Regions from separate parts of the Mus musculus genome. Here region 1 is linked to region 2. Evidence: chromatin loops called from intact Hi-C (ENCODE). Cell type or tissue: gastrocnemius. All regions are shown on one strand. Links, peaks and the distances in the headings refer to the core of each region. The heading gives the core; the rest is flanking DNA. Region 1 overlaps Myo10 (myosin X). Region 2 overlaps Gm48957 (predicted gene, 48957).

Region 1 (15,662 bases), core at 4,053-9,052, 350 kb after region 2:
GACTTGCCAAATAGGTTAGGCTGCCTGGCCAGTACACCCTAGGGAATCCTCCTACTTCTGTCTCCGCAGTGCTGGACTTGCTGATACGTGCCAACACACTCAGCTGGTTCTTATTTTCCCTTACCAACTAGCAAGGAAAAGAAGAAGCTATGCAAAAGCACATTGATGGTACAGACAAGTACCGACACAGAAATCCCCTGTGGGGTTACAGCAGGCCACCTGGGGGTGTCTTTTATTGGACTTACAGGAGCAATAGTCTGTACTTAGGGGTGTAATATGGGCGGTTCTCTATTTTGATGGACAGATTTTAGTTATGTAACCTTTGCTGTATACCCTTCCCATAATGCATTGGCTTTTAATTATATATAGGCATAAGCTGTTAAATAGGGGGGGCTTGCTAAGTGTTTACTTACAGGGAACGTGGACTCAAAATAATTTCAGTCCCAGTAGTCTCTTTTAAATCCCCTCTCCCTGGCTGTAACTGGAGTATGATGAACTAGAGACTGTTCTCATTTGGTGGTAGGTAAGGGGAGGGGACATTTATTTCAGTGTTTAGAGTAGGTAGGTATGCATGTGGTTCAAGGCAGGCAGGAGTGTCCTGAGTTACCAAGAGGTTGCTAGAGGCATTATAAGGAGAGGGGTATGTGTAGATAGTAGCACAGGTGAGGTCTCAACGCCAAGTGCAGTTGGGTCTGGTCTACGCGCCTCTTCCCGTCACACCCAGATTTTAAAGTAGGTTCTGCAGCTTGGACCTAGGTCCGAGAGCACCTTGCATATCAATTACTTTACAGACTCAACTATCTCACTAGCCCGAGAGTTCTTGGCTGCAGTAGACTGGTAGAGATACTCAGACAGTCTTGACAGTTCACTTTCACTAGGTTGAGTTGTGAAAGAACTGGAAAGCAAGCCTCAGTCTTGGAATAATTCACTTTATTTTCTTACTTATGCATTTATTTATATGCGGTGGCAATTACACGCAGATGTTCCTTCTCACACAGTAGACAGATAGGCCCTTGAACATACACCCACTGGAAATGTAATGCAGCGCCCGCAGAGGAAGTTGTCTTGAACAAAGCCAGGTATAATGCACACCTCTAAACTCAGCTCCTCCGGAAGGCTTAGGTAGGAGAAGTAAAGTTTGAGGCCAGCCTGGGCTACCGGAGAGTTTGGGGGCAGCCTGACCTATATGATGAGAGCCCATCACAACAAACTGGGAAAAGGGAGGGCAGACGTGGAGGGCCGGCCCCTTCGAGTTCTTCCTCGATCTGGCTGCCATACAGCAGTTGAATGGGGAGCTGGTTGCCAGGCGGGTTTTGAGATGAATTGCTAGCTTCTAGCTGTGATGTGCGTCCTAACCCCTCGCCTGCAATTCCCCCACACTGGAAGAACAGAGCTGCAGTTTGGATACCACACAACCTCTCCAGCCAACAGTCCCATCTAGAAGCAAGGCTCTCGACTGTCAAGGGACCACTGTTTTTGTTAAAATTTAATGTTTTTAGAAATTTGCTGGGGCAAGGGTCAGCTGTTTTTCCCAGTTAGCTAGGTACTGGGCATAAAAATCTGATTGTTTAAGAATAACCTGTACCCCATGCTGCTGAGAACCGGGAAACCACAAATATTTGGAAAGTGGCAAAATGAGCTTTGAGAGATGAAATTAGCCCCAGAAGTCACCAACCGGCCTTAACAATGGAAGATTGTTCTCCATGAGCTAGTGTCAGCAACTTAGGAAAATTCCTAATGGGAATGTGGAAAGGAAAAAGAGGCAAAACAAGGCGTTTGTGTATTTGATTTTTGAACCAATAGCAAGGAACAGACAGCAAACTTTGGGGTCTTTCCAGACTGTCCAATGGGGGTTCACTAGGAGCAAGATTAGATTTGAGGGCGTTTGGGTCTGTAGAGTTCCACAGCACGGCTCCCGAATACGCAGACACAGGCTTGTCCCTGGCTATTGCTGACACAGTGTGGGACAGCAGGGGGGTATTACTGTCGACCTAGATATGGCAGTGTACCGGGTCACGTACAAATGTGAGGAACTGCAGTAGCTGCTATTAGTGTCTGAGGCGAGTCCTAGAGCCTCAGACACCAAGGGACAGCATCATGTCCCTTCTTCTTTGCTATTCACACCCCTCCTTAGTCAGGGTTTCTGTTGCTAGAAAACCCAACTTGGGGGGGGGGGGTTTACTTGGTTTATACTTCCAGACCATAGTCCATCATGGAGGAAGGCAGGACAGGAGCTCAGACAGGGCAGGAACCTGGGGCCAGGAGCCGATGCAGAGGCCATGGAGGGCTGCTGCTTACAAGCTTGTTCAGCCTGCTTTTTTATAGAACCCAGGACCACCAGCTAAGGGATGGAACCAACCACCATGGGCTGGGTCTTCCCCCGTTGATCACTGATTGGGAAAATGCCTTACAGCTGGATCTCATGGAGGCATTTTCTCAACAGAGGCTCCTTCCTCTGTGATGACTCTAGCTTGTGTCAGCTTGACACGCAAAACCATTCAGTGCACACAAGAATAGGGGAAAACAAAATTCACGTCCTTACCTTGCTTCAGTGACTCTCCAGCCATGCAGAGCAACCACTGACCTGTTCTGACCAAGTGCATTTTGCTGAAGCAAGTTGCTGGCATCGTTTCTTGTAAATATGTTAGTATGCTCTTAGGGACGCTTTGGGGAACACAATCCATTCTCACCAGATTGAGAGTGTCACCGCCTACCATAGATTCCTGCCATGTTTCCTACAGTTGCCTCATCGGCGCAGCAGAGACTACTCTGTTGGTTTTCTTGCTTATGTAGACTCTTTCTTTTAATCAGAATCCAGTAAGGCCTGTGCCCAGCCTTTTGATGCTGCAGCACAACATTGTCGCAAGGTGCACACTCAAAAGCTGTACAATAAGAGAAAAAGAAAACCAAGAAAACAAAACAAAACAAACAAAAAAACCCCACAAAACCGCACACTCTTTTCAGTACATCTGGGCCACGTTCCCAGCCATCCTGGGCCATGGGGCCCTGCCCGTGGGTTGGACATGTCTGGTTGACGTAAGATCACACATCTTCAGGCTTATAGATTCCCATCACCTCTGTCCTGTCTTTCATGTGCAGCTGGAGTCAAAGACTCTTTCCCGGGTTTCTAGGCATCACTGGTTACGCGCGACTGCTTGGCTGAGCCTGTTCCTTCCCTTCCCAGTATCTCAGTTTAGGAGTCATTCTTTCTGCTGAGTACTTTGAGTCTGCTGTTGTTGGACTCTCCTATTGCCTAAAGTGTTTCTATAAAGAAAACATTTCCTAATGGTTACCGCCCGTGGTTACCCCGAGGTACTCTTTGTATAGTATAGTCAGGCTGAATGCTTGCCTTCCGTTCGTCCTCTGGTTCCAGGAAATCAGTGGATTTCTTTGCATCATCGGGCACTGACCACTGTTTTTGTTTTCCCAAGTATCTTCCTGCACATGTGGGTTTAACAGGGTATTCCAGGCACTGCAGCTCTGCTGGATTCCCACAGTAGCCCCACATCTGGACCGGCAGAATTCGACAGGCCACGTAATCCTCGATCTGTTTCCTGTCCATGCAGCCATCTCTGAGAGCTTGTTTCCTAACATGACGAGATGCCCTCTGCTCTCTTTAGATCGAGGCTCTCTCAACAGAAGGCCTTGGCTTTATTGTTTTAGTCACCATTTGGGGGAAGTCCTGAACTGGAACCCAGCTATACTGGAGCCCCATCAACAGCACCGCCCTCTTCACTTCAGAGAAGCGTATTCGCTCCTTTAGCCCTGCCTTTGTTTCTGAGCATTTCTGGGATTTTGAGGTTCAGAGCTGTGAGGCTGGTCATGGAGTCTGAAGCCTCCTTTAACATACATGGAGGGTCTGAGTTCTTGAGAGGGAAAGAGCCAGTATTCCTGGGGCTCGTTCTTCTGCCTACGAGGACCTGTGCTGGTTGGGTTTTAGCAACTTGACACAAGCCAGGGTCATTTGGGAAGAGGAAACTTCAACTGAGACAAAGCCTTGATTAGACTGGCCTGCAGGCCACTCCAAGTGGGGGCATTTTCTTGATTTATGCTTGATGTAAGAGAGGCTAGACCACTGTGAGGAGTGTGAGCCCTAAGTAGGTGGCCCTGGGTGACATAAGAAAGCAGGCTAACTGTGCCATTTTGAGGAAGCCAGTAACTACCATCCCTCCATGGCCTCTGCTCCAGTTCCTGCCCTGGCTTCTCCCGGTGATGGACTGTGATCTGGACGTGTAACAAATAACTCTTTCCTCCCTGGGTTGCTTTTGGTCCTGGTGTTTATCCCATCAGTGGAGCGCAAACTAGGGTGGCTTCCATCGTGAGACCCACTAGGCTACCCTCTTCTGTGCAGAGGAGGCACCACAGGCTCCGCCTTTTCCCTAGGGTCTTACTGTTGGTGTGCGAGTGCATGTGCCATGGTTCATTCGTGCAAATCAGAGGGCAACTGTGGAGTCGGCTCTCCCCTTCACCTTTACCCTCATCTCTCTGTCCCCTGATCTTACGGGATTTTCACATTACAATCCATCTGTGTTTAGGTTGTTCCTTTAAAACTCGGATTTTTATTTATGTGTATTTGTGTCGGAAGGGGTTGTTCACATATATGTGGGTACTCACAAAGGTCAGAAGAGGGAGGGTCTCAGGTCTTCTTGAAGCTTACACACCTCTCTGAGCTGCCTGACATGGTGCTAGCAATCAAACTCTGCTCCTGGAAAAGCAGCAAGAGCTCTTAACTGCCTGCTGAGCCATGCCTCTGGCCCAGAATACATTGAGCTTTGTTTCAGTGAGTCCAGAAATGTGGTCACACCAATTTACTGTCTCCAGCCTGTTAGAATTGCAGTCATGTTGGTATGCTCTGCTGTGAATAAATTCACTGCTTCGTAGATCAGAGCAGACGGGCTGATCCTCAAGACCATGCTAACATCAGGTGCATTGCCAGCTCTGCTCCCATCCTGCTACACAAACCCTTGTGTTTTACCCTAATTTAGTTAACCTGTCCCAGACACTGAGTCTCTGATATTAATTAGGGAGTGTCTAAAGGAGATCAGGATGACACCAAAGTCTGCCTTGGCTCTGGAGCCTGCAGGAGGCAGTGGTGGGGAAGGTATGCCAGGTACCAGCCAGGCCTCAGCCTGTGATAGGAAGCTCCTTTCTTGGCCACTTTGTTCTGTTTAACAAATAAATACCCACAACTGAGTAATTTCTAATGAACCAATTTTTTTTTTTTTTTTGGTTTTTTTCAAGACAGGGTTTCTCTGTATAGCCCTGGCTGTCCTGGAACTCACTTTGTAGATCAGGCTGGCCTCGAACTCAGAAATCCGCCTGCCTCTGCCTCCCGAGTGCTGGGATTAAAGGCGTGCGCCACCACGCCCGGCTAATGAACCAAATTTATGCTGCCCATGTTCTAAATGCTAAGAAGTCCGAGATTAAGGAAACACATCTTACTACATCATCCATGGCTGAAAGGCAGGCATGCTCTCAGAACAGAGTGAGCCAGGGAGCAGATGTTTGAGTCCTCACTCTAAGGGCGGAGGCAGAGACTTGCCACTTTGAGGCCAGCCTGGCTATCTAAAGAGACTCTATCTCAATAAAAATTACAGAGGTGATGTAGCTCAGTGGTAGAGTGCTTGTCCGGCATGCACAGGGCCTGGATTCAATCCCAGCATTGGAGAAGGGGGGTGTGGGAGGGGGCTGGAGTAGAGAAACTAAAGGAAGAGAAAAACATAACAACTTCCAGCCCAAGAGCCTTAGTCTGTTCACAATAGTGGCGCGTCATAGCTAATCCCCTCTTCGGAGTCTTTCCTGTAAGTACCTGCTTTGATCACATATCCAGCATAGGAGCTAGGGAGTGGTATCCTCAAAGCACAGCTGCTGAGACAGACTAGGGAAGGAGCTCACACGGGACCACGCTGCTTCCTGGGTTTCCTCCTATTGTGTGCCAGGCAGAGGGCAGAGGAAGGCTTTGTTGGACTCTGAGCAGAGTCAGACATGGGGTGTCCACTGTGCAAAGAGTCATCAGGGAAACACCCTGACACCTTCCTCCCCCCCCACCCCATCCCTAAGCCCACTGCAGAGGCACTATTGCGAGCACAGGGGGAGTCTGGTGCCCCCTGGAGGTCCTCTGGAGAGCAACCCTTCATTTCATTCATGTTTATGATTTCAGTTATATGTGGTCAAAAAACCCCTGTTAGAAAAATTATTTTATTATTTATTTATTATTATTAATTATTTTTATTAATGATTAATTTTTTAGAGAGAAAATAGAATGGTCACCTAACTTTGTGTGTGTGTGTGGTGGTGATGGTGGTGGTGGTGGGTGTTATAGTTATTCTGTGTTGTTGTTGTTGTTCACCCTTGCTGCGTCTGATTGTAAAGTAAGCTTTACAGTTCAGATGCGTGCACGGGTTGTATGTCCCAATCTGAAAATCCAAAATCTAGAACTTTCCAGGCTTTGAGTGCTGCTAGGATGCCCCAAGTGGGGAATTCCTCTCCAACCTCACATGACTGGTTACAGTCAAACTCCAGGCATGTGGAAATCACTGTCTAGAACTGCATTCAGGAAGCTGGAGTATAGCCCCACAGTGTACCTTCTGCTTCACACAAGACAAATGCCTTCAGGCTATGTGTGGATGAGAAATAAATGCATCCCATGTTTAGACTTAGGTCCTGTTCTGAAGTATAAAACCCTTGGTCTCAGGTGTTCTGAGCCAGGCACGGCACGCTCTACACTGTATGGGAACCATATCACACGCACCACACACATGCGTATGTGATGCAATATCCACTACTATCTTAGTCTCGGGGACCTCCTAGGAATCTCAGAAATCGCTTCTAACTGGGGGCGGGGGGTGATGAGGCACGGTATATAATTTCTAAAGGAACACTCCCCACGTGGTCATTTGGTAAGGCTGCCTTTCTCAGCTTTCCGTAGGAGTTTTGCACTCTTGATTTCCACTCTGCCTTTGTGTCTTGCAGGGAGATCATAGACAACACAAGCAAAGAGAACGGGATCGACATCATCCTGGCCGACAGGACCTTCCATCTCATCGCGGAGTCCCCCGAAGATGCCAGGTGAGGGGTCTGGGCATGGGCTGCTGTCTCACCACGTCCTCCCCGCTCCCCTGGAGTTCAGGCATGAGCCCCATGCAGACACTGTTTATTCTGTTGCCTTTGAATGGGATTTTAGGTTTTCAGTTGGGCTTTCTATCGGGACGGTTAAAGAGGCATAGGAGATGTACGTCTTGTCCCTTAAGGAATCTCGCACTAGCAGATGTGTTCAAACACAGCAATGTCACAGCCTCAAATAGCACCGGATCAGACAGAAACCCTTCTCTGTGGATGTTTCTGAGCTATAGAGGTGAAGAATTTGTACAAAGACATAAGGAACAGTCCGTTGTTGCCTTAGACGTCCTCTGCTTAATGAATAATAGAACTGTGGCATGCAGAGGATCTGAAAGTCTCTGCCTTGGAGGACTCAGTGGACAAGCTAACATTATCTAACATTAGCCGTATTCTAGATAGAGTTAACTCATTTGGTTCCCAGTCAGTCCTGTGGGGTAGGTGTCATTATTTATACTGTGTAGACCGAGTGACAGAAAAGGCACACACAGGAATAGTATATAGGCTCAGTCCTGTGGAGTAGACACACCCTCCTGCTTTTCTGTCCAAAGAGGCTCAAGTCTCTGGAGTCACTCGCTGGCTGTTGTAAGCCGCCTGTCTTTGGAGCTTTGAGCACAGGGATGAGACAAAGGGAGGGAAAAATGACATTTGCTCTTCAGTGACGTAGAGTCTAGGACACAGTGGAGTGTCCTGTCCATTCTTGGCTCATGGTGGGAGGCAGTTGTTACCTGCCCTGAGCCAGTACTAGGTGGTAGTCTCTGGGGATGACAGCAAGTGTCCTGTGCTGTTCAGTGTCCTGCCCAGAAGTCATCAGAGATTGCTGTCGATCCGTCATGCTCCTGGCTTTCTCCCTCCTGCCTGCCATTCCAGTGCCTTTAAGTTGATCTAACACCACAGCAGCAACACGAAAGGTCAAAACGCCAGAAAGCGATTCTTCCCATGGGAACAGACTAAAGCCCTGGCTGGACTCATAAATTATAGCACAAACTGGGAAAACAAGCAGACCTGAAATTACAGCCCCAACATTCTGTCTGGGACTCCTAGAGACCACACGTGGCTTTCTGTGGTCCAGAGACTGCCCACGAATCCTCAGCTGAATTACAGGCCTGGCATCTGGCGGTTGCTCTGTCTGTTTGTGCCATAATGGACCTGCTAAATTTAACATTTGGGAGGTTTTTAGCCAAACCGGTTTCCCCTGACAAGTGGAACACATTAAAAAAATGAATCCCTTTATACATTTTAAAATTATACATGATTCATACGAAATGCCTAAGTTGTAGGAGTATCAATAGGAATGAAAGCCAAGCAATTTTGTTCTTTGTATTTGTGTGCATGTGCATGTATGTGATTCATTCGGCATACGTCTTGAATTGTGCTATGTTGCAGTGTTTGGTTTAGGGACATTTTTTTGACGTGACAGGGTCATGACTACAGGGTGCCTCTGGTTGGCCAAGAAGGATGACCACAGGCAGATGAGGATGTCCCCGGCTTTGTTTGCTCCCCGAGTCCACAGTGTTGAGTATTCTCAAGCATTTGCTCCATCAGGAATCTTAGGAAGGAGGTTTAGTTTTTGCTGAAAGTAATTTATACGCCTAGCGTTATGTGAGGATGTCAGCTGTTCACTTAATTATTCCACTGCATAGCGACATAGGACCTAAGACAAGCCTGGACAGGAAAGGGTACCTTGGCTTCTCTGGTCCCTGGTGTGTTTTGTAATCAACACTGTATGTATGTATGTATGTATGTATGTATGCATGCATGCATGTAAATATGTATGTTCCAGGTTATTTTCTTTCTGTTCATCTCAGGTTCCCGCTTCTTGTGGGACTTTTATTCTACTTTGCTTTTCTCCATCCATCTTTCTCATTACGATGCTCTGGAAGTGAAAACCCAGTTGAAATAAAAATGGAAGAATTTTGATCACAGTAATTTCCTGCTTTTGATTTAGACACCTGTTTTGATTTCCACCTCCCCTGTGGTTTTATTCACTTGTGTGGGGTCCTGGCCAGCCATGGAAACCCCAATGAGCCTGAGTGGACAGACAGACGTCAAGCCATGGGTCTGAGGGGTTCCTGACCCCTCTAGTGTTGCTTTTCTTTCCTTGCATGGGTGTCTCCTCAGTAGCACTCAGTGAGGTCTGAGTGCCGGCCAGGGCGGGTGCTTTATGTGACAGTACATCCTGCTAACGGTAGTTGGGCTGGTTTGTTGTTGTTGTGTTTTGTTTTTTAGACTGTGCTTATGATAGTATGTGCACCAACTTGCGTGTGAGAAACAGGCACATTGGCAGCAGAGCAGCTCAGAGGCGGGGTCCTGGGCAGGAAAAATGGAGAGCATGGTTTGGCCACTCCGAACTTGGCCACCCGTGACTGTTGTCCTCTCTGTCCACAGCCAATGGTTCAGCGTGCTGAGTCAGGTCCACTCGTCCACAGACCAGGAGATCAGAGAAATGCATGATGAGCAGGCAAACCCCCAGAATGCTGTGGTGAGTGACGGGTGGGTGGAGGTCGGCTGTCCAAAGTCGGGTTTTGTTGTTGTTGTTGTTTTTTCTTTTTCTGGTTTTTCAAGACAGGGTTTCTCTGTGTAGCTCTGGCTGTCCTGGAACTCACTCTGTAGACCAGGCTGGCCTCGAACTCAGAAATCCACCTGCCTCTGCCTCCCAAGTGCCGGGATTAAAGGCATGCACCACCACTGTCCGGCTGTCCAAAGTCTTAAATTCTGCTTAATATCTCTATAGAGGTGCTGGAGAGATGGCTCAGCAGTTATGAGCACTGACTGCTCTTCCGAAGGTCCTGAGTTCAAATTCCAGCAACCACATGGTGGCTCACAACCATCCGTAACAAGATCTGATGACACCCTCTTCTGGAGTATGCTTACAGCTACAGTGTACTTACATATAATAAATAAATGAATCTTTAAAAAAATCCGTACAGAAAAATCAAATTACACATGAGTTCTGCTACATTTCACATCTTCTACCTAAAACCTTTTAAAAATAATCACAATTTTTAAAATTATAGAAGTACCAGAAAACTTATATTTTGAAGAATCACATGAATTGTGAATAATGGAGTTTTTGGCATATTCTGGGCACACAGGAAGTTACTGCATATATCTTGCATATATATGTGTGTGTGTGTGTATGCAATATGTAAAATTAATTTTTTAAAAACGCTTTGTTTTCATTTGTAATTATGTTTAAGAGGGTTGGTATGTGCATGTGTGTTGCAGTTACCCTCAGAGAACACAAGAGGGCGTCAGATCCCCCTGGAGCTGGGATTCCAGGAGATTGTCAGCCACCTAGTGTTGGAACTGGAAACTAAATTCAGGTCCACTGTAAGAGTGGTATACTCTTGTAACTGCCGAGTTATTGTTTCTTCCCAGCCCCCAGAAAACTTTAAAATCAAATGTCCCCTTGCAGAATATTTGTTAAATTAATAAAGGGTTATAGCATAAATCAATAAATTTACACTATTAAAAAGCTAATCATTAGTTGATGGCTAGTCATTAGTAAAAATGTTTTAAGAGCAAGAGGGACTGCCTGATAAATTTATGGGGTTGTTTGTTTGTTTTGGTGTGTGTGTGTGGTTGTTGTTGTTTTCTTAAGATTTATTTCTTTTTATTTTATGTATGTGAGTACACTGTAACTGACCAGAAGAGAGCATCAGATGTCATTACAGATGGTTGCTAGGAATTGAACTCAGGACCTCTGGAAGTGATCTTAACTGCTGAGCCATCTCTCCAGCCCCCGAATTTATAAAGTGTTTTAAGGAGTTCACTAGAGACTGCCAGAACTCTATTAAAGGGAGGGAACTTCTCTTAAGCAATTACAGTCCGGTGATGCCGTGTGAGGTCATGCTCTTCTGGCTCCTTCGTCACCCTTTCTGTCCTTTTTGTCCCTTTGCAGGGCACACTGGATGTCGGGCTGATTGATTCTGTATGCGCCTCTGACAGCCCTGATAGGTAAGCTCCAATATGGCACTTCAAAGAGAGAACATGGTGGCCTCTGGCCTTGCCACTGCCCCCTTCTCTAGGCTATGTATGAAGCCCTGGCAACCACCTCATCTAACGTCCTCTAGCAGGCTGACTTTGGCTTGCTAAGGTAAATGAGAAGCCAGACTTTAACCATCCATTTGCAAACGCTGCAAAGCAGAAGGGGGTGGTTTCTGTGTGGACGATCTGCTTGGGATAGCTTTTCTTCTTGTGTTTTATTTTTTGAGACTACGTTCGTCCAGACTGGTGTCAAAGTTTGGACAGTCTTCTCCTGTCTCCGCCTCTCAAGTTCTAGGACCCAGTGTGTGAACCACCACATCTGACTGTCTTGGAATTCTTATAGCAAGAAAATGGCTGTTTAGGAAAATGGTATTCCAGCATAGGGAGCCTATAGCATTTCCTTTCCTTAAAAATTAATAATGACCTGATGATAGTGTCATGGCAGATAGATATAATAAATATAAATACAAGCATGAGCCCTGTCCTTGACATTTCTACTTTGACCTAAAGGGCAAAGCATCGTCAGATACCTTTGTTGTCTGTCCGTTTTTGAGTCAGTCCTTGGCTGACTCAGTTGTCCGAGGGGCAGAGTCCAAATTAAAACTGACTTTTGCCATTGCTAAGATAGCCAGAGGTAAATAAGAGTGTGGTAAGCCTTATAATAAGTAATAGTAATATTTTTTTAAAGTCTGCTAGGCAAAGTAAGAGCTCCAGGGTCCTCCCCGTTATGTACTCTGGGGCTGCTGGGGGATGGGAAGCCTTTGTCTCTGTCAGCCAACACCATTTAACACCTGTGCTGTCAGTCACCAGGGTCCAGATGCTGTGCTTACCTAAGTTCTCCCTCACTGAGCCTGCTTCTTTTCACAAACTCTCTGCCCCAGCCTGGCCATACCTTTGCATTATACTATTTGGTTTTTCTCACCTTTCTTCCTTCTCAGCTACAGTTTTTTGTTTGTTTTGGTTTGGTTTTTGTGGTTTGATTTGGCTTGGTTTGGTTTTTATTTCTTTTTCTTTTTTTTTAAAGATTTATTTATTTATTTTATGTATGTGAATACACTACACTATCATTCTTCAGACACACCAGAAGAGAGCATCAGATCCCATTACAGATGGTTGTGAGCCACCACGTGGTTGCTGGGAATTGGACTCTGGACCTCTGAAAGAATAGTCAGTGCTCTTAACCACTGAGCCATCTCTCCAGCCCTTGGTTAGGTTTTTCAAGACAAGGTTTCTCTGTGTATCCCTGCCTGTCCTGGAACTGGCTTTGTAGACCAGCCTCACCTCAGACTCACAGAAACACGACTGTCTCTGCCTCCTGAGTGCTGGGATTAAAAGCATATGCCACCACCTCCTGGCTCAGCCCCAGTTGTTAAGGGACCTCTGGCTACAGACAGGTAGCCCACTTAGCCTTTGCTTTCTTTGCTACAGGGAACATTTGAAAGCTCACAAGAGAGTTCCCAGTCAGTATTAGATAGATAAGATAGACAGTGGGTAGATAAGGAACCAGTATGCACACAGTCCCTTGAAGGGTTCTGAACACTGACAGACAGGAGCTTCAGGGCAAAGTAACTTTCCATTATCACTTTATCCCCATCTGGGAAATGAGCCCTTGCTGAGTGCCTTTGAAAATGTGGACACAGTAGCTTTTAGTACCGGGGACAATCAAGGGTATAACATGTTCCACTGACACCTACTTGCTAATCCTTCTCTGTTACCACTGTCTGGTATTTCATTCGCAACTCATAGCAATATTATCCAAAGCTATATCCAGAGTTAGGAAGAAATGAGTTTGGAGGTGCATTTAAAAAAAAAAAAAATCCCCATGGTTACCTTATTTGCCTTCCGGGGACTAGTTCCTTCTGGAAAGTCTTGCGGATGGAATGGTTCCCCTCTCAGGCATTTTTGGGATGAATGTGTTGCTCCAAGTGTAAAGGTTAATGACACATAAAATTATTGCCACAGAAATATGAGCAAGGTTTGCTGTAATGTGAAATATAAATAGCATTCCAGTGTCTCCGGGGAGCCCTGGGCTGCCAGGGACAAGGCTGTGAAGCCTGGCTGCAGACAGGTGATGCCCACCCTGGGTCTCAGAGCTAATTCCTCTCTCATCCCGTCTCCTCTCTCAGACCCAACTCATTTGTGATCATCACAGCCAACCGGGTGCTGCACTGTAACGCGGACACCCCAGAGGAGATGCACCACTGGATAACCCTGCTGCAGAGATCCAAGGGGGACACCAGGGTGGAGGGCCAGGAGTTCATCGTCAGAGGTGACTGCCAGCCATATCCCATTGTCTTCTTACGTCAGGGGCTCTAAGCCTGGAGCCCACCCATGCGTCTAAACTTGGGGTCACTGGGGTCCACGGAATCCTCCTGCTGAGGACAGCACTGTGCCAGGTTCCTTAGAGGGTTGCTGGGACGCCAAGTCAGGCTCCCACGCTTACAAAGCAAGCAGTATGTGAGAGCCATCCCTTCAGCCTTAAACAGTCTCTCCAAGTTATTTGGACAGAGGAGTTTGGGGAAAAAAAAAAAGCAGTGATCACAGCCATTTTCTAGCCCCGTAGGCAAACGTGCAGCACATATTCATGTTTTACAGACGTGAAAGGTGCCGTGACAGTTAGGTTTTGGCTTACGTTTTTCTGTGCTAGGGTTGGGTCCCGTAGCCTCAAGTTTGCCCTGGAAGCACTCTCCCACTGATCTATATCCCCCAGCTCCTCGTCACAGTCTTCCAGCTGACGCTTGGCCCTTCCTTTCCAGGGTGGCTGCATAAGGAAGTGAAGAACAGTCCGAAGATGTCCTCCCTGAAACTGAAGAAACGGTGGTTCGTGCTGACGCACAATTCCCTGGACTACTACAAGAGCTCAGAGAAGAACGCTCTGAAACTGGGCACTCTGGTCCTCAACAGCCTGTGCTCCGTTGTGCCCCCAGACGAGAAGATATTCAAAGAGACAGGTACAGGAGGCCCCCTGGCTGAAAATAAAGGGTGACAAATCTCAGAGGCCGGGCTTGCTCCGGTGAGGGAATAAGATGTATTTTGGCTTCCTCCATTCGAAAAGAAATACTCTTTTTGATCTACCTCCTGAGGCTGGCAGTGCGTGGTTCTAAAGACTTAGTATTTAAAGCTATAGTGAAGATTTGATTTCAGAGATGCAGATAAGAACAACAACAACAAAAGACAAAAAAATAGACCTTAGAATCATCAGATTTTAGCCTAGTGCATAAGAAACTGCTGTATAGGTAGGTTGGTTTGGTTTGGGTTTTTTTTCGAGACAGAGTTTCTCTGTATAGCCCTGGCTGTCCTGGAACTCACTTTGTAGACCAGGCTGGCCTTGAACTCAGAAATCCGCCTGCCTCTGCCTCCCAAGTGCTGGGATTAAAGGCGTGCACCACCACACCCAGCGATATAGGACTTTTTAAAAAATACAGTTATTCCATTTGTGTCAGATGAGCGTGCTGTCTGAGTGTACAGACATCACGTCTGAGCGTACAGACCCTCCAGCATCGGTCTTCACTGAGGGGTAGGGCTGAGGAAGGGAAGAGGAGAGACCGGAGGTGGGAGGGATTTCAGGATGTGCTGCACTTTTTCTTTCCTGTGCCCATCCTAGATCAGGGCATTAGCTGCACCCGGTGTTCCTTAGAGAGATGGACCTCCTTGTTTTAGTATGTCCCCTCCTTTTGACTATAAACTTCACAGTGTTTTCTGTTTGTCACCGGATACCTAGTGCCCGATAAAGCATGAGTAGAGTTCTAGCATTTACTGACTTAAATCACAAGCCTTGTGACTTAAGCCTTGGCCCCAGAGGGTGTGGCTGACGTAAGTGTGCTGCGCTGCCTTGCAGGCTACTGGAATGTCACCGTGTATGGGCGCAAACACTGTTACCGACTCTACACGAAACTACTGAACGAGGCGACTAGGTGGTCCAGCGCCATCCAGAATGTGACTGACACCAAGGCTCCAATCGACACGCCCACCCAGCAGCTGATCCAAGATATTAAGGTGGGAAGAGAAGCCCAGGAGTTCCTTGTGGTCCCTTCCCTTGCTGTTACAGATGCCAGCCAGTGTTTCTCCTGCCTGGCTTCCACCAATGCCTGGTGATTTTTCAGTTCAGAGTCTAAGTGAGGTGTTTCGTGAAATCTTACATTACAGATGTTCCATCTCCATAGAGGTGTTAGAGTTTGGCACACTATGCATAGACAGAAGATTGTGTGTGAACTGGGTAGGGACTGCTTAAACCATCCCAGAGTCACCTCTGCCCCAGTTGGAGACCTCTCAGAAGTCATGGTGATTCCCTTCTCAATATTCTGTTCTTAGGTCCCAGAAGTAGATTTACAAAGAGCCCAGATTGGGCGCTGGGGATATAGCTCAGTGGTAGAGTGCTTGCTGTTATGGGCAAGGCCCTGGGTATGGTTCAGTCTCCACCACCTGAAAGGAAACAGAGAGCCCAGATTGTGCTAGAACACTTGGGATCCCTGACAGCTACCTCCAGATCGCCAGAAACAACAAATCTCATTGATTTCGTAAAATTTCAGTTCCCTGCTTGTAAGTTTAATTGTTCA
Region 2 (15,662 bases), core at 4,545-9,544:
CCGGAGTTCAATCCCAGGGACCCATATGACAGAAGGAAAGACCTGACTTGCCTAGGTTGTTCTCGAACCTCCAAGTGCACAAGACAACACATGTGTGCCCCCCACACACACACACAAAATAAATGTGTGGTATGTAGACACAGTGGAGGTGATTTCAGCCATGAAGAAAAATGAAATTATGTCATTTGTAAGAAAATGGACGGAGTTGAAGAATATCCTACTAAGGAAAAGAAGACAGACTCAGAAAGATGCGTTTCACATACTTTCCCTCATTTGTAAAACCTAGATGTCAGATCTCTCCCTCCCTCCCTCTTCCCCCTCTCCCCAACTCCTCTCCAGGAAGGGAGAATGGGAGTTATTAGAAAGAGTTAGGGGATTTTTTTTCCATTTTTATGTCTATGGGTGTTTTTCCCGAATGCATATGTGTGTACCACGTGCATGCTCTACAGAGGCCAAAAGGAGATGCTGGGTCTCCCGATGCTACAGGTATAGACAGTTGTGAATTTCCACGTGGTTGCTGAGAATCAGGCCTGGGGCCTCTGAGAGAGCAACCAGCACTCATAACCTCTGAGCCATCTCTCTAATCTCTCAAATAGATTTTAATTGCAGAAATATATTTGTGAAGTCCATTGAGGTTCCACTGTGAGAGAGAAACCCTGCCCTAAGTATACACTGTGTCTTTAGGTGACAGCTGATAACCAGGCTGGGTAATTAGCAATACATCTGAATAGAAATCTTACTTCCCTTTTGTCACATTAAAAAAAAAAAACCTCTAGTGTAGCACAAGAGCATAATACACATGTTTATATGTATGTTGGTAAGTCTTTTGGTTTCATTTTGTTCCACTGGCCCTATTCTGAACCAAGGGGCCTCGGGACACAGTTTCACAAAGTTTGGGAGCTACAGGATGCTATGCCCCAAATTATCTAAGAAAAAGACACTGGGTCATAGGGACAGGTCTCATGCATATTTCTAATGGTGTCATCATGTAATGACTAAATTCGGTTAATCAATTTGACTCTGAATTGAACTCATTGGATAAATTTAATAAATTCTTGAATGAATCAAAGAATTAGACAGGAGATTGCTCTAATAAGGGAAGGCAATTTGTTGTTACAGTCCCTGTGAGTACAGCCATCAAGAGCACACGGCACATTGACCATATCTACTGATAGGACACAGCATGGTAACCTATGAATGTATCTACCCAGGATGAGCACAGTGACCTGTGACAGTGTATCTCCCCAGGACACAGCACAGTGACCTGTGAGTGTATCTACCCAGGACACAACACAGTGACCTGTGACAGTGTATCTACCCAGGACACAGCACAGTGACCTGTGACAGTGCATCTACCCAGGACACAGCACAGTGACCTGTGACAGTCTATCTCCCCAGGACACAGAACAGTGACCTGTGACAGTGTATCTACCTAGGACACAGCACAGTGACCTGTGACAGTCTCCCCAGGACACAGCACAGTGACCTGTGACAGTGTATCTACCCAGGACACAGCACAGTGACCTGTGACAGTGTATCTACCCAGGACACAGCACAGTGACCTTTGACAGTATATCTACCTAGGACACAGCACAGTGACCTGTGACAGTCTCCCCAGGACACAGTACAGTGACCTGTGACAGTGTATCTACCCAGGACACAGCACAGTGACCTTTGACAGTATATCTACCTAGGACACAGCACAGTGACCTGTGACAGTCTCCCCAGGACACAGCACAGTGACCTGTGACAGTGTATCTACCCAGGACACAGCACAGTGACCTGTGACAGTGTATCTACCCAGGACACAGCACAGTGACCTTTGACAGTCTATCTACCCAGGACACAGCACAGTGACCTGTGACAGTCTCCCCAGGACACAGCACAGTGACCTGTGACAGTGTATCTACCCAGGACACAGCACAGTGACCTGTGACAGTCTCCCCAGGACACAGCACAGTGACCTGTGACAGTGTATCTACCCAGGACACAGCACAGTGACCTGTGAGTATATCTACCTAGGACACAGCACAGTGACCTATGACAGTCTATCTACCCAGGACACAGCACAGTGACCTGTGACAGTCTATCTCCCCAGGACACAGCACAGTGACATGTGAGTGTATCTACCTAGGACACAGCACAGTGACCTGTGACAGTGTATCTCCCCAGGACACAGCACAGTGACCTGTGACAGTGTATCTACCCAGGACACAGCACAGTGACCTGTGAGTGTATCTACCTAGGACACAGCACAGTGACCTGTGACAGTGTATCTACCCAGGACACAGCACAGTGACCTGTGACAGTGTATCTACCTAGGACACAGCACAGTGACCTGTGAGTGTATCTACCTAGAACACAGCACAGTGACCTGTGAGTGTATCTACCTAGGACACAGCACAGTGACCTCTGACAGTGTATCTCCCCAGGACACAGAACAGTGACCTGTGAGTGTATCTACCTAGGACACAGCACAGTGACCTCTGACAGTGTATCTACCAACAGCACAAAGCACACTTCCCTGGCCTGTGAGTGTAGCTACCAAGAAGGCATAGCATCCTGGCCTCACCTGTAAGTGTAGTTACCTACAGCACATACATAATAATTAGTAGCAGCTTTTTTGTTCCCTCCTACACGACACAGTTCTGTTGGAAACCCTACTTTCAGGGTTACACAGATATAAGTGGGGTCTTGATGCTCTTAGTCAGAGGATATTACCTAAATTACAGAATTCCAGCTTCTCAATTTTACGGAGTCTCATAATAATTGGATATTTAAAGCACAAGTATGTGAGTGACATCACTTCCATGTCTGGGAGTCATCCTCAGAACTTTCCTGACCAGAAAATCCCCCAAAATCCTGCCCACAATACTGTATGAAAATCAACCTATAACAGGCATTTCATGGAAGCAGAAAGGAAAGCCAAGAGAAGACCTTGTCCACCCCCAATCAGTAAAGCTGGATTCCAGCCAGGAAAGTGTCCCTCTGAACTACTTACTAACTGCATGGAAAATCTGTCTCCTTGCCCTCCCAACCCCAGAGAGACCTGCAGACAATGCCCACCCAGCTCCAACCCTCAGGAGGGCAGAGACCAAGAGCATCCTTGGAATACCTGCCCACCTCTGGCATTATTCTCTCCTCTTCCTCCTCCTCCTCCTCCCCTCCCTCCCCCTTCTCCTCCTTTTTTCTCCTCCTTCTTCTCCTCCTCCTTCCTCTTCCCCCTCCCTCCCCCTCCTTTCTCCTCTTCTTCCTCCACCACCCCCTCCTCCTCCATGTCTTTTTTCCTCCTCTCCCTCCTCTCCCACCTCCTCCTCCTTCACCCCACTTCTCCTCCTCCTAATCCATCCCTCTTCTTTTCTTCCTCCCCCTCTTCCTCCTTCCCCACTCCTTTTCTACTGCCCCCAAAGCCTCCTTCACAGGACCACTGTCTTCTGTCAGTCCTTGCCCCACATCTTACTTCAAAAATGAGAACTGTACAATGGGACCTTACAAAACATCATTAGTGGTTGTAGACTGGATATAAAGTATGTAATATAAACAGCTTTGAGAAGGTATATCTTTCTGTGCCATTGCTTAAAAGCACCACATGACTCTCGTTCCTTCTAAGATGTCAAACTGTTCCATTCTCTACCTTTCCTAACATTTTCTTCCAGAATGTGTGATGTGCTAAAATAAATCCATTTCTTTTCAGCGGGCTGATAAAAACCCACAGATCTCCAGTGCTAGACAAAGATTGGCAGAGGTAGTTGTCGAGCCAGCCCATCATGTGACTAGAACGCCACAAATATAATGCAGTGAGCAGATAAAAACGCCACAAATAAAATGCACTCAGCCTGAATGAGGTGGGTGAGTCAAGATGTCAGGCGAAAGGCTTGGGGCAGCAAGATGGTGCAGTGGGTCAAGGCACTTGCCACCACCAAGTGTTACAACAAGAGCTCCATCCCTGGCCTGGGACCCACATGTGGAGCAAAAGACCAGATTCCTGCAAGCTCCTCTAACTTTCACCCCCCTCTCTTTCCCTTCCTCCCTGGTATCTCTCTGTCTGTCTCTGTCTCTCTCTCTCTCTGCCCCCCCCCTCTCTCACACACACACACAGAGACACTAATTTTCTAATGTTGGTAGTTGGAAGTAACATTAACTAAGCAAACCATGACTGGCTGTCTTATATCAGGAAATATGAGAAACAGGACCCAGCCAGCCTTCTGTAGCTGCCCAAATAAGTAACTGCAACTTAGTTGCTCAAAGCAACAAAAATGTAACTTCCTCCAGGCCTGGAGGCCATAGGTCAAGGTGTTAGTGCGGCTGTGCTGGGGAAAATGTCTCCTTGCTTCTTATTAGCTCCTGCCTGCCGTCAGCATTTCCAGAAAAGCTGTTAGCATTTCTGGGCTCATGGCCCATCAAGCCAACCTTCTTCACACCATACATATGTCCTTATGAGAGTATCTGCCATGGACATAGGTCCCACACAAGTGATCAGTAATTTCCCCATCTCCAAAGCTTTAACTCATATGTCTGCAAATATGGAAATGTCCATATATGCTGGAGATCAGGTTGGGGACAATTGTTTGGAGGAGGGGTCATCATTCAACTCTCTACATTGCCACGATCCAAAACCAGCAGTAAAAGCTGATGCAGAAGCCCGGGAGGCAAAAGCTGCACGACAGCGGCTGTGTGCGCACACGACAGAAGAATATAAACCCCAAGAGCTGTACTGCGTTGACCATGGCGGACTGTAACCTCCCTGAAACAAGCATGTGAAAGGCCGTCAAGTGTCGGAAAAGCTGAACAAGTATATTTAGGATAAAACCTCATTCTTTTTTATGGGGTTTTGTAGGTAGTCATTCATTCATTCATTCATTCATTCACTTTGCATCCCAGTATCTGCCTCCCTCTCCTCCCAGTCCTCCCCCACCCCCATCACATGGCTCCCTCCCACAGGGACTCCACAGGAAGACCAACAGAATCTTTTTCTTTAAATCTTGAGTGTAAGCATGTCCATGAGCGATGTTTGTGGACATGTGTGCGCATGCTTGTGTGCAGGAGGGAAGCATGTGTAGTTGTGTAAGTCAGAGAAGACTATTCCCGGTGGTGGGCCTTGACCCCTCCCTTCTTTGAGACAGGGTCTCCTCTCATTGTTCTCTGTTGCATACAACAAGAAGCCAATGGGGAAATTCCCCAATGGGACAATTACTGATCACTTGTGTGAGACCTACATCCATGGCAGATACCCTCATAAGGATACATGTATGGTGTGAAGAAGGTTGGCTTGGTGGGCCATGAGCCCAGAAATGCTAACAGCTTCTCAGAGTGTTAGGATCCGTCTGTGAGCTCTTGGGAATCCTCCAGTCTCAGCTTTGCATCCTGCCCTAGAAGCACTGGAATTACAGATAGTCTACTTTTCATGGGCTCTGGGAACCTGCCTCAGCTCCTCACACTTGCAGCAAGCCCTTAGTGCCCTGTGCCTAATTAAACCTTTCACTAGGGGATAACGAGTGTGAGCCTGAGGAAAAGAAGGCTTGCCCAGAAAAGCAATGGACTCCCGTCCAGCAAAGACTCTCAAAAAGAGAACTGCTGACTTTCATTCAAATCACGACAGGTAAATGCACAAATGCCATTATCCTATAAGGGACAAGGTGACATTATCCATTACTGGATCTCAGAGTGTTAGGATCCGGTGTGACATGCATGGAGTCCCAGGTCACCCTATCTACCTTCTGAGACTTGTGCCCTAGCCTGGGGTTGCATGGCTCATACTGTTACTACTCTTACATTCTCAGTGAGCCTCTGATTGTCCTTCGCCTCGCTGCGGTTAATTACTAACTTTGTAACACGGGAAACTCCAGCCAAGCGATTTTATCCCCTTTCCCACTGTAAGTCAATGAATCCGGGAATCTGTAAATTTCCTTCCACGGAGGCTATGGATCTTTCCTATGAGGTCTTGAATGTAGAACACACTCCAACTCTCTGGAGGGATTCATATAAGGCTCTGTGCTTGTGTGGGGGAGGGGGCGATTAACTAAGCCCCCCAGGTTCCAAGGGTCTCAGAAGTCTACCCCATAAGAGCCCTTGACAAGCCAAGGCCAGTAAGGAACAAGGTCTATAACTCAATGTTTCTCTTAGACCATCCCCTTACACAAGAAAACCCCTGAGTTCTGGTTTCAAGGACATGCCTTTAAAGAGACATGTATGTACCATACCAGAGACTCAAGGGTCTCTTCCCAAACACTTGTCCATATAGGTTGTTGGTTCAGGAGAAACTCTTTTTTAATTACGTGGTAAAATGAAAGAAAACAGCTAACATTTTTTTAAAACCCATAAAACTTCCTTTTCTTTTTGGCTTATTTATGAAATATCCACCCCTGTGGTTCTTCATAGTAGCTTCACAACAACTTTTTGGAAGCATGGACGAAAACTGATCAACCAGAACAAGCATGAATATCACAAAATTCCCGCTAGGGGGCGCTGTAGTTTAAAAAGCTCCAGAACAAACTCAAAACCCCTAATTTAGGTAACACCGGTCATTTTATTAACATGCCAAAAAGGAACTGTTTCTGGGGAACGAAATGCTACTGTTTCTCAGACGTAGCACAGCAAAACAATTTCAGAAGGCACTCACGGGAAAATAAATTTTTAAAAAAAAAGTATTTTTCTGGCCGCCGTTGCTAAAAAGTAGCTGACTGAAGCGCTCAGGGTTGGCCCCAAACTAAGGTCAGAGTGTACGTGCCCCGGAAACCCGAACCAGCCCAAGAATGCGCACGAGGCTTCGAGCCCAAAATATCACGAAAAAAAATCCTACTCTGTGCCTCGCTACTCCGCCCTCATCCCACCCCCCCACCCCACTTCTGCTGATACCCAGAAACAAGAAAAAGTAGGCAAGTGGCAGACCCTTGAAAGTGAGAATTTGGAGTGGCAGAGGTTTAATTTCATTATGTGTCGCATGTGCGCTCCCTGAGGAGGACACAGCTTACTTGTGGAAGGCGTCATGTGACAGGGAAAAAAAGGTCAAGCAGACACCTTCCCCTCTAGCTGAAGCAGAGAGATGCGAAGCGAGTGCCAGGGACCAGAACCTCAGACTCTGATCCAGCCCAAAGTGGTTGATTGCTTTTTCATTAGTCATTTTCAAAACATAAATTATTCATTACTCTAAAAATAAAATCCTAGTCTAGGAGTTGAACACCCGAGGGCTTGGGACAAGGCAAAGGGAAGCCAGGACAGAAATTTTGAACAAAGCTCAGCCAGTGTGCGCGTGCGCACTGGGCACCCCGGCCATCGGAAGCATCCTTCACACAGAAAACCCTCACAGTGCCTGGGGCCAAGGGAACCCTTCCGTTCATTTGGTCAGAGCTAAGGATAGGATAGCATTTCAAACTGCGTCAAGATCCCCTTCCCCATCTTGTGTGATGTTCTTTGGAGATGTAATCAAGTTAAAAAGAAGCCATCAGGGAGAGTCCCCGTCCAGAGTGACTGTCATCTTTCTGAGCAGAGGACGTTTAGAGATACAGAGAGACCTGCCATGGAGCAACAAAGGCAGAGACTGGAGTGGCATATCTATAAAACAAAAGACGCCAAGGACTGGTGACAGCCCAGCAGTCAGGAGCAAAGTGCTGACCAGCTATTGCGTGGAAGCCCCTGGAAACGTCCCTTCCCAGGCCTTGATTCCAGACTCCTAACCCTTGGATCTGTGAGAACACAGGGTCCTGTTGTCCAAGTCACCCGGCTTGTGGTATTTGTTCTGGCAGCCTAAGGACACTAACCCCAAAGTCAGAAAGAAGTCGATGGAACAGAGGAACCCTGTGAAGAGACCCTTAATTAATGCAAGGTCCTGGGACATTCTCTCTGTTCTTGTCTCCCCTTTTCTCTGTTTCTTCCCTCTCCCAGTCAACAGTTCTCGGTGATTTCTGCATCCATTTGTGTGACTTAAAAGACCAAAAAGCTACATAGTCTGCCTGGTGTTTTAAACCACTGTGCTCCCGCGAGTCTCAAAGTATTGCGGTAACTTTTTCCTAATCTTAAGTCATTGAGAAGGGAAAGGTAAGAGGGCAGCATTTACACTCTGTATATAGGCCATTGGCAGAGTGGTTCCTTAGCAAGCACGTGACTCCAGGTTCAATATGTTATATAAGAAAAAAATACTGGGGGGTGGGGAGGAAAGGAGGAAAATAGCACATAAAGATAACATCTCTGAGATGCAAAGAAGAGTTGAATTTCCTATCTTAAGTCCTCATCTTACAGAACTCCGAAGAAAGGATTTCCAGCTCCCTCTTTCACTCGGTTACCCTGTATTATTAATTATCACTTATAAGAATAAATAAATGGCTCAGTGGTAGTGGCACACGCCTTTAATCCCAGAACTCTGGAAGCAGAGGCAGACAGATCTCTGAGTTCCAGGCCAGCCTGGTCCACAGAGTGAGTTCCAGAACAGCCAAAACTAGCTACCAAGAAAAACCCTGTCTCAAGATAAATAAATTAATAAATAAAAAGAATGAATAAATGTTCCCAAATGACAGCTCATAAGCAGCTGCCTTTAGGAGATGGTCTGTGCATGGCAGCATGCCTCCTGAGGACTTTGACGGGGGATGGGCGGTAGGCAGATGTAACCATGGTCCCATGAGAGGCAGTGAAGCTGAAAAATTCCTCTGTCTGGTGTTGTTTGTCTATCCTCTTAGGACCACACACCCCATTGGATGGTTCCCAGATCATGGTTCACTTAGTTGCATCACAGTTGCAACCTAGAAGCTGAAGGTTGTATCATATAGCCTGTGTGTGAAGTAGACTGTACCATCCGGGATTGTAGTTATGAATCACGCAGGGACAAAGTCACCATTTTAACAAGGTATTTCCTAGAATATGTTTAGGTACACAGCTTAGACAGAAACGGCTCTGGTTTCTGAGAAGCCGTAAATCCCAGAACAGAATGGTTCAAGGGCATTGTCAGGCTCTCCTGTTCCACTGCCTACGAGAATTGCTCCCTCTGCCTATTCCATTCTAAGAAAAAGCCCCCTCCCCCAACCTCAGAGCCATTGGAACGAGTGGGCATAAGCAGAGCTAAGTATTCTCCCTTGGTGCCCTGCCTCCACCTGTCCCCAAGATGGGAAAGTCATTAGCCGGTTTGTTTAGGTGTATCACTGTGCTGAGGTGCTCAGTGTCCCCTCTGCCAGTGGCACTCGGTCTCCAAGATGGGCCCTGCCTTAGGGGGTGGCTCCAAACTAGAACCAGGTCCCTAGCATCACCCTCTCTCCAGATGACAGAATCCCTTTTCCTTGTGAGCTTCTGAAGAGTTGAAACATACAAGCATTTCTAAAAGAACTGAATGAAATCCAATAGAAATCGAAGAAATACACATTGAAATACAAATCCATGCTGAATTTCCCCACAACTCACAGGGTCTGGTGCCATTTCTCATCCAAACCCAACATAAAATTCAGACAGTAAAAATCTCCATGGAAAGGGCCATCTCACCCCCTACCCCACCCCCACCCCCACCAAGCACATCGCCTCCTACGCAACTCAGACTGTGTGATCAAAGGCATTTATGACCTAGGGCTTAGTCTTCTGATGACTGGTAGGTTATCAGATTCTCCACATGTCATCATCCAGCTTGGGGGGTAGGAAAAGTAGCTTCAGGGAGTGGCTCGGCCCCATAGTCTCATGTAACGGAGTAATTGCTGGAAGCGTAACCACAGAATAGACGTATCACTCAGGCGAGATGAATCACAGACGCATCACAGTTGATCTCAGTGACAGCAAAGTCCCTGACAAGACAGATGATGCAGGATGAGGTCACAGGAAGATAGGATGCAAGGGATGGGACACAAGTCCCCCCAGGAGAGAGAAGGGACGAGATAAGAAGCCACTGTGTCTGGAGTTAGGAAGTTGTTAGAGTAGAAGCGAGCTTCGTGTTCCTGGAGTAAGGAAGGCAGGAACTCTCATGAGACACAGTTGACTTGGGAGTCAGATGACGTCAGCACAGGTAAAGACTCTTGCCACTAAGCCTGACAACTTGAGTTTGATCCCCAGAACCTGCTTAAAGGAAAGGAAGGGGAAGATTCCTGGACGTTCTCCGCATGACCACCATAAGCACAATTGCATCAACGTGCGCACACACATACACACACACTGACATATAAACGCTAAGGAATTGTAAAGATGGGTGTGACAATGGTGAATTAAGGGAGGCCAGCAGATGTGATAACAGTCAGCTCTGCTTGACCATTATCACACATGTGCCTTCCCATGTAATCCTCCAAATGCTGTCATGTAAAAGTCCCCGAGAACCGCATTTCAGGGAAGAGCCAGCAAGCCTAAAAACATTAAGGAAATAATGAAAGTCACACAAAGTCAAAATTGGAGCTCAAGTCTCAGCGATGGTAGCCAGAGTACTTAGTGTGAGAGCGCGCGCACGCGCACACACACACACACACACACACACACACACATACACACCTTAATTGAATTGGAGGTGAGAAGAACTAGTCACCTGAATCGCACACATAGCAAGGGTGAAGCGATTCAAGGAAAATCACAAGGCATCAAAGATTCAACAGAGTATATACACTGCTCCAAACCAGGAGCATAACAGACAGGAAGTGACCACGGACAGTTGATATAACGCACATACCCAACCAAGTGGAGGAAAGTGGGTCAAGGAAAAGTAAGAGGGTCCTCAGAAGGAACTTCAAGGAGAATGGGGACAGAGAAGGGGTTACTCCCCAGGAGACAAAGACCAATGGCTCAGGAGCAAGAGTGCCAGGCATCCCAAGGGAGACCCAGGGAGAGCTGCAGGGTGAGTGGCAGCTGCGGAATGGGAATGGCAGGAACTCTGGGGCTTCTCAGGGAGGGCAGGAATGTGCAGGCCTGGGACAACTCACCAGCCCTCAGGGTCCCTCAAGAGTCCTGCTGTTTCCCTCTCTCTGGAGATGTCAGGACACTGCCTCACTCCGGGGCCAGTGGGTGGGTACCAAGGTAGAGGAGGAATGTAGGGGCCACCGACTGGGGAAGAAGGAAGGACCAGGACCGCTGATCCCCTACTGCTGGTGGCCAGGAGCTGCCAAAACACAGGAGAATTAGCTGCTCTAGGAGGCTTACCCGGGTGCGGGCAGGAGAGGTAAATAATCCTGCCTAGAGTGCATTCCTCTATTCCCTGGAAACCCCAAGCAGAACAGTTTGCTGGGATTAGGTTAAACATGCGGCTTATTCGGAATGCATAGGACAAGACGCTCCCGCAAAGGGCAAGGAATTAGAAACGTCCAAAAGCCTCCAACCGTATCCACAGCCCCTGGGTAAGGAAGTAAGTACAGGGCAGCCACGTGATCTCAGGATCCCGGCTTTCAACCCGCTCCTCTGTCTCCTGACCGACCTTCTCTTTGCTCGGATTTCTAATTGAGAGCCACTCACTCACTCACTCACTTACTCACTCACAGATTTTCCCCATCAGCTTATTATATTCCCGCCACGCCTGGCCCCTGCTAGGCTGGGATATGGTAAACCAGTGCGTGAGACTGGTTCGAAGGTTCTAGGGGAAGACTGGAAAAGTATCTCCAAGAAAAAGGCTTTTTAATTAGAGGCCATTCCGCTATCAGTTCTCCTGGGTGGCCCCTTAGAGCTGAGAACAGCCATGCACTGTTAGCGCCACTAACGCTGTAATAAATTGATCCTTTCTCTTGCATGTCCTTTGCCTTTTTTTTTTTTTTTTTTTTTTTTGGTGGGGGGTGTAGTCTTTCTTTCCAGAACATCCTTGCCTCGGGTTTAAAAAGGAGAAGGTATTTTTGAGGGAAATGAAGCAAAGATTTTTTTTCCCCAAATAAGCAATCTGAATAAATTTGGAGGGGGGGTCCCTCCTATCAGGTGGCTCTGTGTAACTGAGTGGGGTTCCAGAGTTGTAAGATGGCTTTGACCTCGAAGAATAGCAGTAGGTCATTTCCTATCTCTATGTAAGACACAGGTCCATGCTAGCTTTCATAGGGAGTGCAGTTCACCTTGAGCCACTACAGCAGACTTATGACCCTGACGAATTGTTTTTTTATGATTATTGAAAATGTCAAGCTCATGCAACAGAATGAAGGAGACTGCGGTAGTGTCTGCGTCTGGTGTCCAGTTTCAACAGCCAGCAACATCCGCTCAGTGTGATAACTGTATTTAGTAGATGTGGAAAGGAAGAAAGTGATGAAAGAGAAGGAGAAAGAAAAGAAGGAGAGCAGCTAGGGAGGAGAGGAGAGGACGGGAGGGGAGGGGAGGGGGGAGGGAAGGGGGAGGGAGAGGGAGGGGGAGGGGAGGGGGAGAGGGAGAGGAGAGGAGAGGAGAGGAGAGGAGAGGAGAGGAGAGGAGAGGAGAGGAGAGGAGAGGAGGGAAGTATCAAGTTTGTTGCAAGCTAGAGCACATCCCCTGTGCCCACCATGCTGTTCTGATGCACTAACCCACACTGGAATCATTTTTTTTTATTATTATTACAAATTGCATGGTATTTGTTTGGCAAAATTCCTCTAGAGCAATCATTTCAATTAAGATTTCAGAGAAACGATTAGGAGCCTCATTACCAGGCAATCTATTTCATTGTAGCTCGTTCTGAATGTGACTCTAAAAACAAAACGGATTATTTGTGCCAAGATCCCATTTTATTTATTGGGGTTTTAACCTCACGCACCAAATTCTAGTAAGAAGCTTAGAAATTTCACAGCTAAAGAAATGATGACAGTGGAGGGGATGAGAGAGGCAGAGGGAGGAAGACACGTGGTCCATGGATTTCAGAAAACTCCAGCGGACTCTGGGGATTGTACACACTGCAGACTACTTAAAGAAAAGGGTCCTGTGAGGGTTTTTTTAAAATTGTTTGTTTGTTTGTTTGTTTTTATATATCAAGGAAGACAATTCTAGGGGAGCCTACGATATTAGAACTGGCCTCTCTTTGGAGGCATGGATAAGATATTGACCTGCACATTAGAGGTTTTGTTAATGTAGAACAAGGTTCTCCCCTGCTTCCTCCTCCTCCTCCTCTGCTTCCTCCTCCTCTGCTTCCTCCTCCTCTGCTTCCTCCTCCTCTTCCTCCTCATTTTCCTTCTCCTCCTCCCTTCCTCTTCTACCTCCTCCTTTTCCTCCTCTTCCTCCTCCTCCCCTCCTCTCCTTCCACTCCTCTTCCTTCTTCTTCTCCCCTTTTTCCTCTTCTTGTTCCTCCTCCTCCCTCTTCCCTCACTATTTTTCTCCCTTTGTTGTCTTGTTTTAAGAGCATGCCCTGACTGAAAAAGAACGCATTACCATTCATGCTAGCAGTAGCTAACAGTATCTTACAGAATCTCAGGGGGTTGTTAGAAAATGAAAAGGAAAGTGGAAAAGACAAGCAGTGAGCTCCAATTTTAGCTCCTGGCCTTACCATGTCATTTGTTACCAGCGGCACGAAACCATCCATTGTGGGATCCAATGAACTCAAATGACCAACCCAAAATACTGTCCACGTCTACAACTGCAAACACAGGTTCTACAGGACATTGGTCAGGGCCAATGAAATCTGGGCCAGTAATGTCACCATCTCCACAGGGAATCCATCTTAAAGCAATTGCTCATGGCAAATCTGTCTCTGCAATGAATGCAGACCCTGGGAAGATAGATGCATACAAAGTGCCTCTCTCTCTCTCTCTCTCTCTCTCTCTCTCTCTCTCTCTCTCTCCCTCTCTCTCTCTCTCTTTCTCTGTTTCATGATTGTTGTCTCAACATATAAACTCTCAGCTACTGCTCAGCACCATGCCTGCCTGCCTGCTTCCATGTTCCAAACCGTGATGGTCGTGTACTCACCCTCTGAGACTGTAAGCACCAATGAACTCCTTCTTCTATAAGTTGACTTGGACATGGTGCCTTAGCACAACAACAAAAAGTGACTGAGAGAGGGGTACACCGACCCACACTGAGAAGTACATACAATAAACACATAACAGGCTACATATAATAAGCACACACACACACACACACACACACACACACACACACTTTCTCATAAGTGTAAGGACAAAGGCCACCTTCCCCAGAGACCACAGCTTGGGTGTGTGGCTCTGCAGAGACGTTAAGTTCCAGAATGATTTTTTCTTCAGTTCTCAAGTACAGGGAAGGACCCTGGAGGTCTCCCCAAGGCCAGGAGGCACCTGGACCCACTGAACCACAACAGAATTTGACCTCTGCTCTCACAGAGTAAAATCCAAGTCACGTGACCATGGGAAATCCATTTAATTTCTTCCATGACTAGAAAAGAAACACCTGTGTTACAGATCCCAGTAATGATTGAAAGTGTTAATACTTGTAGAATGCCTGATTTAAAGACCACATCACAATGTTAGCACACTCCTTCCAAAAATACTATCTATCTTTTCAAGCATCAAGGAATCTGGGAAGCTTGCCTTTCTGGAACACGAGTCAATAGCTGAATCCAAAATATTTCCCACCACCACTCATTACTCATGGAAGCATGACAGGCATACAAATTTGGGTGAGTACCACTGAAAACAGTCATGAGAGAAGTATTGCATAGTCTATAGTGTTCTTTTATATCTCACCTTTATTTGGTCCAAACTACTTAGAACTAGAAGAAATGTCATCAGTTAAAGCGAGTTAGGAAAATGATGTCATTGCAAAGTTTATGTTGTTAATTAAATTAAGGTTTGTAGCAGATCAAGGACAAATACTGAGTCCAAGAAAATATTTCCTTTGATCCCAGGCTCCTGTACTTCAAAGGCTAACTGGGAGGCTCTTGCAGGATTCGGGTAGTCCTCCTTTTCCTACCCTGTGGGGGCTCCTGACACAAAGCAGACCCCAGAGACTCTGTGACTAACCTTCAGTGACTACCCTGCCCAGGCCAGGCTCTGACATCAGGTGACTCAGGGGGACTGATGAGTCACTGAGGGATTGAGAATCAATTGAGCCATCACTCACATCCCATGAGAAAGTTACTTGACACCAGTCTTCATGTTCTCCTGTGAGAGATGGAGCTGTGATGTCTTGTCTTGGAGCTTCAAGATGAAAGTGATGCTGGGACTTAGATACACTGAGAAAAACTTGCAAATAAAACTCTAGAGAGATGAGCAAGCTATTTGCTTTGTCACCCAGGAAGAATGGCCCTATGATTGTATCTCAGTGTTTTGTATACAGTACATGTTCCCTACCTCTGAGCAGGTGATGGAAAGAATGGCGATTGTGCTGACTGTCACCCAGGCATTGTCCCAGGCACTCTCTGATGTTCATACCCGTCCTCCCTTCCTCTGCTGTTAATTCCTCACTGTACCATTGCAGCTCTGGCCCGACCTGAGCCCACACCGAAAGTGACATTCTGGCAGGAGTAAAGATATTTTTAAAAACACTTCCATTGGCTATCAGACCATTGAGTGATTGACCCCAAGACTGAAATTTCCCCATGCTGGCAGGAGGAAAAGGCTGAAGCCCGATGCCAAGGGAGAGCTTGTCTCCCTGAAAGAGACAAGCCATCAGACCACCTTTCAGGGTAATGAAGCTGAAACAGTGATGGCTGTGGGTACATCCTGACCAGAGCTGTTTAGCTATGCATAGCTCTCACTCTCAACCTAAACCCAAACCTCAAGCCAGAAGGCTGGAGATGAGTGGAAGGAGCCACTAGACCTCTTCCTTCCTCTCCTCAGCGTGGCTGTACTGATTCAACCTCCCTTCTC

What was found. Hi-C counts contacts between places; a loop is a spot of excess contacts. Peaks named below come from ENCODE experiments on the same cell type or tissue, not always from the same donor. Only the 100,000 strongest peaks of a DNase experiment are listed, where the experiment ranks them.
Region 1: it touches region 2 in a loop (2.9-fold over the local background); 5 of 42 quality-filtered maps call a loop at or near these places.

Annotation. Positions count from the first base shown.
Region 1 is chr15:25,786,179-25,801,840 of GRCm38, forward strand. It overlaps Myo10 (myosin X), which reads left to right. Exons shown (of 41, transcript NM_019472.2): 28 at 6,973-7,068; 29 at 9,505-9,598; 30 at 11,021-11,076; 31 at 13,233-13,375; 32 at 13,863-14,057; 33 at 14,945-15,102. Among named protein-coding and RNA genes, the nearest start is that of Retreg1, 49 kb to the right of the region's middle. In gastrocnemius, for the core only: a CTCF peak has its summit at 6,115 (motif pointing left); a DNase peak (open chromatin) is centred at 6,051; H3K27ac peaks cover 1,371 bases.
Region 2 is chr15:25,434,708-25,450,369 of GRCm38, forward strand. The region is part of intron 1 of Gm48957 (predicted gene, 48957); the gene reads left to right. Among named protein-coding and RNA genes, the nearest start is that of Gm48957, 28 kb to the left of the region's middle. In gastrocnemius, for the core only: a CTCF peak has its summit at 6,466 (motif pointing right); DNase peaks (open chromatin) are centred at 6,462, 6,731, 7,251 and 8,573; H3K4me3 peaks cover 932 bases; H3K27ac peaks cover 1,850 bases.